Linked DNA regions of Homo sapiens: region 1 is linked to region 2. Evidence: read pairs that join two places in POLR2A ChIA-PET (ENCODE). Cell type or tissue: Caco-2. All regions are shown on one strand. Region 1 overlaps EME1 (essential meiotic structure-specific endonuclease 1). Region 2 has its middle 10 kb from the start of MYCBPAP.

Region 1 (2,500 bases), 120 kb before region 2:
AATGACCTCAGAGACAATCCAGTCCAAGTCCCTTATTTTATACTTGAGGGGACTGAGGCCTGAAGAGATTGACTTGTCTAAGCTCCTAGCAGTTAGAAGAACCAGAAATAGATTGCAGATTGCCAGATATCCAAAGAATCTGGTATCTTTTCTTCTACTATAATGGACTAGATGTAGTTTTTAAATGAATCAGCAACTGGCCCTATACCTGGCAACAAAGTGAGCACTCAAATTGTCAAAGGCACAAAAAGGCCAGATGTAACATGGCGCCCACCTCTTCCAAGGTCAGTGGGGGGGTTTTCAGTTGCCACTTGAGGGGAACAGGTGTAGAAGAGTAATGAGCAACTTACAGCTCTCCAACCACGCTGTTGCAGGAAGCTCCGAGATGAAACTACCTTCTCCTTCTGTCTGGAGAGTGACTGGGCTGGAGGGGTGAAGGTGGACCTTGCTGGCAGGGGACTCGCACTAGTCTGGAGGAGACAGATTCAGCAGCTGAACCGAGTCAGCCTGGAAATGGCCAGTGCAGTTGTGAATGCCTATCCCTCCCCACAGCTCCTGGTACAGGTATGCTGCTCCAGGGCTCAGGGGTCACTGCCCATTGCCTGCGGGCTCAGTGGGCCCCCAGATTTCCATGGACAACTGTTGAGGGCCCACAAAGGCCTCACAGGTCAGCAGTGCAGGTCTACTAAGATCAGTGTTGCTAATGCTGACCCAGGGAGGGAGGACAGGTTCTCATGCCCCAAGCCAAGCGTAGCACCCTCCATGCTCATGGAGAAGGGATCACCATGGATGGTACCATATTAAGAGGTCATCTACCACTTCCAGGCTTATCAGCAGTGTTTTTCGGATAAAGAACGCCAGAATTTGCTCGCAGACATACAGGTGCGCCGTGGGGAAGGTGTGACATCCACTTCTCGCCGCATTGGACCAGAACTATCCAGGCGTATCTACCTTCAGATGACCACTTTACAGCCACATCTCTCTTTAGATAGTGCTGACTGATTCTAGCCCTCAGGGATGAGGATGAAAAGCTGGAAACTTCCACTTCCCCAACCTCAGAGCCTGACTGTAATGAAGAGACTGGCAGCACCTCCTGGAACACAAGCCTAGGTGAGGCCCAGTCTTTCTTGGGTCTTATTATTTGTGAAGGTCTCTCTGCCTGTCGGCTGGGGCAGAGACTGAAATACTGCCACCTACCTTTGGCATTTAATGTTCCTCTCCTGGCAAAAATTCACTGCCACAGACAAACCACCCCCACTCCTACCCAGCCAGCCCTCAAAACACAAAGGAACAAAGACAGTCCACTCAGACACTTATTTAATAACTGTAGAAATCCAAAAGAATTAGCATCAAATCTTGAAGTCGTGAGTGAAGCTGCGGGTTGGCTTGACTGGGCTCAGCCACTGAGCTGCCTCAACCGGCCAAGGAACGGGATTATGATGACTATGCGGACTTCTATATTGTCTTCATCTCATTGTGTGTATTATGTATTTAGTTTCAATAAAGCATTTGTACCAATGGCTCTGGAGCTTGGAGGAAGACTAAAGGAATGTGTAGTGATTCTGAGTAAGATGTAGACCTACGCAGCAGAGCTATGGGGGAGAAGATTAACAAAGTCCTTTCTTCCAATATCAGGATAGTCATGAGTTGCAGTCCCATCCAAAAGGTCATTAGGGCTAAAAGGCCCTCTGTGTCTCTGAACTATGAGATTCTTGCTCCCTCCGGGGGAGCCAAGGAGCTTGCAACTGGGAGTTTGCAGTGAATGAGCACCATGACACAGTCATTTCTGATCCCTCTATCCAGCTGTTGTGAAAAGATGAAGCAAAGGAGGCAAGAAAATGCTTAATTTAGCAGACAAGAGAATGGACAGTGTGATCCTTGTTTGTGCTAGCCATTGGGTGATGCACCACTTTTCAGCTCCATGATGCTACTTGTTTCCCTTCATATCCTGTTTCCATTTATGCCCTTCAGTTATGGTCTAGAATCAAACAATTCTAAACCTCAGTGTCTTATGAAGCTGACACTTCAAAACCTGCAGAAGCAGGTTGCCTTTGAGGTATTTAGTCACACCAAGTACAACTAGAGCTGTCATAGACAGTGTAGGTTTGCAGAGATCCACCTCCTTGCTTACTGGCAATTAGGGAGTTAATGCTCTAAAATTAGGCAAGGAGCCTGGACTGTTGCCATTTTATGGAAGCCACATAAGTTGGGCAGGACTCCACAGGAGCTGCCCGTGACCTGATGATAGCAAGAGATTTCTATCTCTGAGTCGTGAAATCTGTCTACCATGAAAGAGTCTATGCTTCACCTGAGGAATAATCGATTCTGGTGTGAGTTCTGGTCTCTCAGGACATTATAAAGGAGGGAAAATGATGTAAAGGGAAGAAAGAATACCAGAGTGGGAATCCAGTTTTGCCTCAAACTAGCTGGGAGACTAGGCAAGTCATGGAAGACCTCAGTTTCTCTGTCTGCAAGTGTTATATTGGACTGGATGGTCATG
Region 2 (2,500 bases):
TCAGGTAATCCACCCACCTTGGCCTCCCAAGGTGCTGGGATTACAGGCATGAGCCACCGCGCCTGGCCATCTACTGCTTTTAAGAAGCAGAAGGTTGGGAGGCTGAGGCAGGCGGATCACAAGGTCAGGAGATCAAGACCATCCTAATACAGTGAAACCCTGTCTCTACTAAAAATACAAAAAATTAGCTGGCGTGGTGTCATGTGCCTGTAGTCCCAGCTACTCAGGAGGCTGAGGCAGGAAAATCGCTTGAACCGGGGAGGCGGAGTTTGCAGTGACCCAAGATTATACCAATGCACTTCAGCCTGGACAACAGAGCGAGACTCTGTCTCAAAAAAAAAAAAAAAAAAAAAAAAGAAGCAGAAGGGGCCAGGCATGGTGGCTTACACCTGTAATCCCAGCACTTCGGGAAGCTGAGGAAGGAGGATTGCTTGAGTCAGAGGTTCGAGACCAGCCTGGGCAACATGGTGAGACATTCATCACTATAAAAAATTTTTAAAATAGCTGAGTGTGGTGGTGCAGCTGTGGTCCTAGCTACTCAGGAGGCTGAAGTGGGAGGATTGATTGAGCCTGGGAAGGTCAAGATTGCAGTGAGCTATGATCGTGCCACTGCACTCTGGCCCGGGTGACAGAGTGAGACCCTGTCTTAAGAAAAAAAATAAAAAAGCAGAAGGAAGGTTCACATGATCTTCTTGCACCTGCTATTTTTCAAATGCCTTTAACTCAAAATAGTCAATAAGCCAGAGCAGCAGATTTTAGGGTAGCATGTTCTTAACTCCACGGTGCCCTGGGCATGCTGGCTCTAGAGAACACAGGTCTTGAACAGGAATTCCTGGTGCCTGACAAGACAGAGAGAGACCTGTCATTTCCCTGTGCTGCTGAAACTTCAGTAGACAGCCCTGACTCCTGGAAATTTTTCCCTCTGGCTCAGCATAGAATTTGTCACCTCCTGGGTGGCTGGGAGGCTGTGCACCATGAGGCCCACTGGCAGCCTCCAGGCAGTGGGCACCCACACTATGTGACTCCTCCTACCAGTGCTCCCTGCCTTCTCTCAGCAGGTCAGGCAGGAGCGGCTCCATTCCTCAAGTGGCTGACTAATCCGGGCAGGGACTGCCCCACCTGCCTCCCAGATCCCTGACACCCGGGACACCCCAGAGGTTGCCTTTCCTCTGCCCTCACTCTAGATTAGGCCTCTCTTGGAGCCCTCCCTGCAGGCAGGGCCTCGGCTTAGGGAGGCTGCTTTAGATCTTCGGGGAAGTTGCTGAGGAAATGTGCCCCTCCTCCCAGTCCCCACCAAGCATGGACCCTTCAGATTAATCTACTAACAATAATAAGATGAGCTGTAAAAACCATCAGGCTGGCAATCCTCAGCTTGAGCGAAGTTCAAAGGTCACAGGACAATTTAAGGATCCTGCTCACACACCCTAGTTTGAGCACAGGAGCCCTGAATGGCTCCCACCTGGGTCCCCGGAGTGTGCATACTGTGTTCAGATTCCAGCTCTGCTGCCCATTCACTGCTTAATCCTGGGTGGGGCACTTAGCCCTGCTCTGCCTCAGTTTCCTCATCTGTAAAATGGGAATGCTAATGATATTCTCTACCTCACATGGTTGTAAATGTTCAGGAAGTTAGCACCCATAACTAAAACACCAAAGAAAAATAGATACATTGGAGTTCATCAAAACTTTAAAAATGTTGTACATCAAAGGGCACTATTAAGAAAGTAAAAAGAAAACCCACAGAATGGGGGAAAATATTTACAAATTATGTATCTGATAAGAGTTTAATATCCTCAATTTATAAAGAACTCCTACAGCTCAACAATGAAAAGACAACCCAATTTAAAAATGGGCAAAAGATCAGACGCAGTGGCTCACACCTGTAATCCTAACACTTTGGAAGGCCGAGGTGGGCAGATCACTTGAGGCCAGGAGTTCGAGACCAGCCTGGCCAACATGGTGAAACCCTGTCTCTACTACAAAGACAAAAATGGGCCAGGTGTGGTGGTGCACACCTGTAATCCCAGCTACTCGAGAGGCTAAGGCACAAGAATTGCTTGAACCTGGGAGGTGGAGGTTGCAGTGAGCCAAGATTACACCACTGCACTCCAGCCTGGGCAACAGAGTGAGACTTTCTCTCAAAAAATAAATAAAATAAAAATAGGCAAAGGATTTGAAAAGATGTTTCTCTAAATAAAATACACAAGTGGCTAATAAGCACATGAAAAGATGCTCAACATCATTAGCCATTAAGAAAATGGACAACAAAACTATGATATGACCCCCCCAACCCCCACTAGGATGGTTATAATAGAAATAATAATAATAACAAGTGTTGGTGAATATGTGGAGAAATCAGACTGCTGGTGGGGATGCAAAATGGTGCAGCTTCTGTGGAAAACAGTCTTGCAGTTCCTAAAAAAGTTAAACTTAGTGTCACCATATGATCCAGCAACTCCACTCCTAGGTATATGCCCAAGAGAATTAAAGACATGTAATCATA

Evidence for each region. ChIA-PET counts read pairs that join two places held together with the same protein. Peaks named below come from ENCODE experiments on the same cell type or tissue, not always from the same donor. Only the 100,000 strongest peaks of a DNase experiment are listed, where the experiment ranks them.
Region 1: POLR2A ChIA-PET joins it to region 2 with 7 read pairs; 8 of 35 experiments call an interaction of 5 or more read pairs at or near these places.

Annotation. Positions count from the first base shown.
Region 1 is chr17:50,379,938-50,382,437 of GRCh38, forward strand. EME1 (essential meiotic structure-specific endonuclease 1) reads left to right here. Exons shown (of 9, transcript NM_152463.4): 8 at 375-564; 9 at 826-1,546. The coding sequence ends at 1,002. LRRC59 (leucine rich repeat containing 59) reads right to left here. Exons shown (of 7, transcript NM_018509.4): 7 at 1,301-2,500. Among named protein-coding and RNA genes, the nearest start is that of EME1, 8.0 kb to the left of the region's middle. In Caco-2, CTCF peaks have their summits at 1,197 and 1,413; no DNase peak of the experiment used is centred here.
Region 2 is chr17:50,497,140-50,499,639 of GRCh38, forward strand. No RefSeq gene overlaps it. Among named protein-coding and RNA genes, the nearest start is that of MYCBPAP, 10 kb to the right of the region's middle. In Caco-2, no CTCF peak of the experiment used is centred here; a DNase peak (open chromatin) is centred at 1,072.